Regions from separate parts of the Homo sapiens genome. Here region 2 is linked to region 1. A link is a contact called in ENCODE Hi-C or POLR2A ChIA-PET data. All regions are on one chromosome and are shown on one strand. Each heading gives the region's core, a stretch centred on a gene start or an enhancer-like site at or near the end of the contact. The rest is flanking DNA. Distances are from core to core; before and after follow the strand shown.

Evidence for each region. A loop is a pair of places that touch in the nucleus more often than their neighbours do. ChIA-PET counts read pairs that join two places held with the same protein, here RNA polymerase II (POLR2A). Pooled maps may share reads with other maps.
Region 2: a map of dorsolateral prefrontal cortex shows a loop between it and region 1 (3-fold over the local background). The contact joins two enhancer-like sites. A Hi-C loop is called at or near these places in 70 of 168 maps with a recorded cell type or tissue (A673, CD14-positive monocyte, CD4-positive, alpha-beta T cell and 47 more), 8 of 37 single-sample maps with no recorded cell type and 38 of 50 pooled maps. POLR2A ChIA-PET finds 5 or more read pairs at or near these places in 21 of 52 experiments (A549, AG04449, AG04450 and 16 more).

Annotation. Positions count from the first base shown.
Region 1 is chr9:129,499,065-129,502,179 of GRCh38, forward strand. All of the region lies in intron 2 of LOC124900275 (extensin-like), which reads left to right. The region is part of intron 2 of LINC00963 (long intergenic non-protein coding RNA 963); the gene reads left to right. Among named protein-coding and RNA genes, the nearest start is that of LINC00963, 12 kb to the left of the region's middle. Within about 2 kb of position 1,452, at least 14 of the 41 ENCODE cell types and tissues checked have a DNase peak (open chromatin) inside an H3K27ac peak, as active enhancers do; they include dorsolateral prefrontal cortex and stomach, where a contact is called at or near this core.
Region 2 is chr9:129,612,168-129,615,020 of GRCh38, forward strand. It overlaps C9orf50 (chromosome 9 open reading frame 50), which reads right to left. Exons shown (of 7, transcript NM_199350.4): 5 at 1,268-1,430; 6 at 940-1,084; 7 at 58-287. The coding sequence ends at 180. It also overlaps a transcript of NTMT1 not described here. Among named protein-coding and RNA genes, the nearest start is that of C9orf50, 7.5 kb to the right of the region's middle. Within about 2 kb of position 1,429, at least 3 of the 41 ENCODE cell types and tissues checked have a DNase peak (open chromatin) inside an H3K27ac peak, as active enhancers do; they include dorsolateral prefrontal cortex and stomach, where a contact is called at or near this core.

The DNA.
Region 1 (3,115 bases), core at 202-2,701:
GGCTGCTCCTCTGAAAATCCACCCCCAGCCCTGGTCACTCTGGAACCCTGGAGCAGCATCTGAGCCCCTCCTCAAGGAGCCCAGTGGCTGGAGGGCAGCGTCCAGGGCCACCTGCCTACCTCTTACTCAGGACCTGGTCTGTCCTCTCCCAGGATGGAGCTTGGGGTTCCTGAGCTTGGAGCTGCCTGTAATACCAGGCCCAGTGGCTCAGCCAAGGTCAGGTTCCAGACAGTGGCTGGGGTAGTGGCAGGAGAATGAAGGTCTAGACAATCACAGAGACTCTGGGAGGCCCAGAGAAAGTGGAAGCCAGAGAGGAACCCAAAGTCCCAGAAACTGCAAAGAATGCCAGGGAGAGGAGGAGAGAGAAAAAGGCCACGTAGCAGCCCTGAGCCCGAGAACATGTGCCACATTTTCTCTGTCTGTGGGTCTGTTGAGTTTGGCCCAAATGGCTCTGAGCTGACTCTGCAGCCACAAAAACTTAGGGCCTTGAAGGTCCCATCCAACGCATGAAGGACTCTCCCTGGGATGGAAGCAAAGAGGGAAAAAGGATTACAGGCACATGCCTATAATCCCAGCTACTTGGGAGGCTGAGGCAGGAGAATCACTTTAACCTGGAAGGCAGCGGTTGCGGTGAGCTGAGATCACGCCATTGCACTCAATCCACCACACCCGGCCAATTTTGTATTTTTGGTAGAGACTTGGTTTCTCCATGTTGGTCAGGCTGGTCTCGAACTCCCGACCTTAGGTGATTCGCCTGCCTCAGCCTCCCAAAGTGCTGGGATTACAGGCATGAGCCACCGCACCCAGCCGATTTTTTGTATTTTTATTAGAGACAGGGTTTCGCTGTGTTGTCCAGGCTGGTCTCAAACTCCTGGCATCAGGTGATCCACCCGTCTCAGCCTTCCAAAGTACTGGGATTGCAGGCATGAGCCACCGCGCCTGGCCCAGGCAGTGTTCTTTTCCCTATTTTGCAGATGAGAAGACCAAGGCTGAGAGAAATTTGTAGTCGGCCCAGAGCTATATATACAGCAGGAAGCTGCGGGAATTGCGATTCAAACTTTCAGGCCTGCTGTCTCCCTGGGAATTCTGTTCTCACTGCCTCCATATAAAGAAATACACGTGCAGGAGGCAGCCCAGAGCACCCTCCTCTCCCTCCCAAAAACCCACACAGTGATCCTGGCCAGGCCCCCTGGGCCCAGGAGGAGCCGTGTCCCCATTAGGCATCTCTGAGCTGTGCTTTCACATTGGGGTCCCCCCCACCAGGGCTGGTGGAACACAAAGGGGGGTGGCCAAGGCAGAGAAAGAGCCCGACAGGCCAGGAGCCGGCTTTTCTCCCTGCTTTCTTCCTCCCTTGCTTCTTTGTTAAGCTCCCTTTCAGCTGAACCGGCAGAGCCTGGGTGTTCCGAGCTGACAATAATTGCTGCGTCTAGACAGTGTCTGGTATGAGGCCTCCCTCTCCGCGCCTCACCGGCCTCCCCGAGGCTCCTATTCCCAGCCCCGCTGGCCCCTGCTCTGCGCCCTCTGTTTCCCACACCCCTGCCCCTATCTGGCTGCCCAGGGTGCCCTGTCCTGCCTCCCTGCTGCTCTAGGCCTCCCTCGAGTTTTCAATCCTTGCATCTCTTCCTCCCTCCCCAGCCGCACCCCAGGCGCTGGCCCCATTCCCTCCCACGGCCTGAAATTCAGGGAACAAAGGTGGTTTTGCATCTGGCTGTGGCTGGGAGACCTTCGAAGGAGACTGAGCCAGGCAAACCCTCCCCTCCTGGCTCTTGGCCCCCTAGGAGCCAGAGACTCACATTGCTGGCTTCTGAGCTGAGCTGGGAAGTTCTGGGATTGATGCTTGAGACACCCTTAAGGCTCCTTCCCTCGTCTTCCTATCCGGCCTGGATGGGAACCCAGAGAAATCAACGCAGGAAAGACTTAGGATAGATACAAGGAAGAACTTCCTGGTGACTCTGACCGGCAGACATGGATGGGATGGTTTCAAGAGCTTCAGGGGACAGGAATTCAGTCTTCACAAGGTCTAAGAGTTCCTCCTGCCAGGCTCAGATCTGCAGCTCTGGAAGATTCCCCAGAAGCCAGAGTCTCCTCACTGGTATCAGATGCTCAGGGTGACCCCGAGATAATAACAACCACAGCCAGCATTTGCCCAGCCCTTGCACCAAGTGCTGTGCAAACTCTGCATGCATATCAATTGTTATAATCCTCTCCAGGGCCCTGAGAAACAGAGAAAATGAGCTTATGATTAGTTCCATTTTACAGATGAGGAAACTGAGGCACAGAGGGGTTAAGTAACTTGCCCAAAGTCACCCAGCCAGGAGAGGAGAAGCCAAGATTTGAAGCCACAGAGGTTGGCTCCAGAGCCCCAATAACGACCAATGATAGGAACACGAAATGCTTAAAATCATCTACCCGGGACTGGGATGAGCCCTTGGCGTCTGGTGTTTCCTTGCATCTCACAGGCTGTTAAGATCCAGGGTTATGCCCACTATCTAGATGAAAAGAGAAGAGCTTGGGGCTGCAGGCTGTGACCAGATGGTGACCTAACTCCATGTCAGAAAGGCCGAGCCATCCAGGCTACTGGGCTGCAAGTAAAAGGCTCACTGTGGAGCGGGAGCTCAATACATGTGCGGGACCATTTCCCACTCCTTCCTTCTGGGCTTTCTTGGGCACCTCCTGCCCTGATCAAGCTGGGGGAGACAGAGGCCAATGTGTGGCTCTGTCCTCAGGAGACCATGGCCTAGAGGAGACTGGCAAAGCAGCCAGCTTCAATCTGGAGGAGGAATTGTGATGATGCAAGGGATATGGGACCTCTGGGAGCCAACAGGAGGGACCCTAAATCCAAGAAGGCTTCCTGGAGGAGGTGGAATCAACATGGCTTCCTGACAGATGAGTAAAAGTTAGGCGGGCCAAGAGGGGAGGGAAAAGTGCTCCAGGAAGAGGAAATCTACACATAAGAAGGTCTCAAAGTGGGAGAACAGGGTAATCTAGAAGAACTAGAGAAACTTAAGCAGCTGTGTCAGGTCAAACAGTGGGTGGGAATCACGAGGCTGGAGCCCAGCTGATCAGGAAGGCCGTCGAGTGCCAGGTTGAGAGCTGGGACTTATCCCCAGGCAGG
Region 2 (2,853 bases), core at 179-2,678, 110 kb after region 1:
TCCATCCCCTTCCTTCCAGGAACCCCCAGAGACCAGCAACCAGGTACCCAGAAAGGCTTGTGGTGTGACACCTACTGGCAGGTCCCAGCCACCTGGGATGTGCCTTTATTTGTGGGGCAAGGAAGGACGCTCCTCATTGCCTGGCCCATGTGTGCCCCTGGCCTTGGGTTCGCGAGTGTTCACCTCTTATCTGGCTGCAGTGTTGCGGAGGCCAGGAGGAGATGGTACCCCTTAGGGCAGCCTTGCTTCAGGACCGACTGCAGCACCCGGTTGGGCAGGAGGGACTCCTAGAGTGAGACAGAGGACCAGCTGGCTGCTACCAGGACCTCGGGGCAGGGGACTGGGCTCCCAGTGGGATTCTGTGCTGAAGCCCTGTTGGGCAGGTAGTGCTGTCAGCCCCATTTTAAAAGATGAGGAAACAAATGCAAGGTCAAGCACGGTGGCTCTCGCCTGTAATCCCAGCAGTTTGGGAGGCCAAGGCGGACAGATCACCTGAGGTCAGGAGTTCAAGACCAGCCTGGCCAGCATAGTGAAACCCTGTCTCTACCGAAAATACAAAAATTAGCTGGGTGTGGTGGTGGGTGTCCCCATTGCAGAGGTTGCAGTGAGCCAAGATTGCACCACTGCACTCCAGCCTGGGCGACAGAGCAACACTCTGTCTCAAAAAAGCAAAGAGAGGAGAGGGGAGGGGAGGGGAGATGCAGAAAGGAACTGTGATCGGAACCCAGGCACCTGGCTTAGAGCCACCCCTTGACAGCTGCCCTTTGAGGGAGATGCAGGAACACAGGGCGTGGCCACTGCAAGCCCCCACGGTGACTTGGCTCTCAGGGAGGGTCCACTCCCAGCCCCAGCCACTCCACCAAACAGGGCTGCTCCCGGAGCCAGCTGCCAGCAGGGGCTCACCAGCTTCTAGGTCCAGGAGCAAGACCATTTGCCCACCTGCTCCAGGTTTCTGTGCGGGTCCAAGAAGGCTCGGAGGCTGCTTCGCGGCCTCTGAGCAGCGGCCTTCTTCCATGAACAGAAGGGCAGGCTGCTGTTCATGGAGGTGTCCTCAGAAAGGTAGCCCTGTGTCTTCTGGGTGGACCTGGGGGAGACAGGACCCCATGAGCTTCCTGGACTCTGAGTCCCCGGCCCACCCATGGCTGGCAGGGCCCTTGAGGACCCACACTGGCAACCCGCCTGCTGCTGGGTGGGGAGGTCTGTAGGCAAGGGGGGTGGAGGGCCCTGGCAATGTCCACGAGTCCCATCCGCTTCCCTGGAGCCTCACAGGCCAGCGCAGTCCCAACACGAGGAGCTGGCCAGGGTCTCCTCCTTGGCCCCAGGGTACAGGGCTTTGGGCAAACTCTCCAGCCGTTTTCCGACACTCCCAAACACCCGCTCGGACGCCACTGGCAGGGCGGCCTTCTGGTTCACAATGACGCTCTGTTGGACTGCAGGAAAGAGGGCAGGGTGAGATCTCTGCCCAGGAGGAGGGCACTGGTGCCCCCACCCTCTTTTCCTCCCTCTGGCAGGCAGGGCCGGTCAGAGCCCTGTCTCCATGGCAACCCCAGGCTCCCCAGCGCCTTCTGGCTGCCTCCAGAGAAGCCTTGGGTTTTAAAACCACCTTGCGTGACCATTTCTGTTATACCCAAGCTGTGCCCCTGCGCACCCCCACTCACGCTGCAGCCGGAAGCGTGCCCCCTTTCTCGCAGTGGGGAGACCACTTACCCCATCATAGAAATCCCAGAAACCATGCTGAGAGCGTTGAGGGCTTCAGGGAGGGCTGTCTCAGGGATGGGGGCTCTTCCTGTCCAACAGCAGCCATGCGAGGTGGTCCAAGGACCCTGAGTTCCCCAATGGCTGCCCCAGGATGGAAAGGGCTGGGAAGCAGCAGGCTGGCCCCCACGTCTCCTGGGCACCCTGCTGCCCGGGACACCATGATAGCTCCTTATGGCCAGTGGCTGACACGGAATCATCTCCTGTATGCACCAACTGCCATTCACATGAAATTGTTTCTCTTGGGCTTGTCCTGGCCTTGGATTCCCAAGAGGGGCCCGGGGTCACTCTGGCTTCTATATGTGGCTCTGCGTCACCCACACAAGCCCATCCTGCTTCTGGGGCCTTGGTTTCCCCACCAAACAAACAGAAGTTGGGCAAAAATCACAGCTTCTAACTCCAGCTTCCTGTCACGCTAAGGAGGCTGCGTCAGATCCCTCCCAAATCAGCGAAGGTCCTAGGTTTGCAGGGCATCGCCCACAGCTAGACCTTGAGGCAGACATTTCCTGAAACTGCACATAGTGGGTGCTCAATAAACAGCTAGAGGACATTGACTGTTGGGGACCCTGGGGGCTGCTGGATCCTGAGAAGAGGCTGGGCACACAGAAAAAGGTGGAGCTTAGTCAAGGTTATACCAGAGTAAGAACAGGGACTTCTCGCCTGCTTCTCGAGACACACTTCAGAAAATTCACTGGGAATGGCCAGGCGCGGTGGCTCATGCCTGTAATCCCAGCACTTTGGGAGGCAGAGGCAGGTGGATCCCTGAGGTCAGGAGTTCGAGACCACCCTGGTCAACATGGAGAAACCCCGTCTCTACTAAAAATACAAAATTAGCCAGGGGCGGTGGCGCATGCCTGTAATCCCAGGTACTCAGGAGGCTGAGGCAGGAGAATGGCATGAACCCGGGAGGTGGAGCTTGCAGCGAGCCGAGATCGCGCCACTGCACTCCAGCCTGGGCGACAGAGTGAGACTCCGTATCAGAAAAAAAAAAAGAAAAAGAAAACTCACTGGGAACTGCAAAACAGACACCATTACATCCAGGGTCTGGTGGCTCTTAGCTTCCTTGCTGGACCTGGCAGTGCCAACTGTCTCCAGGAG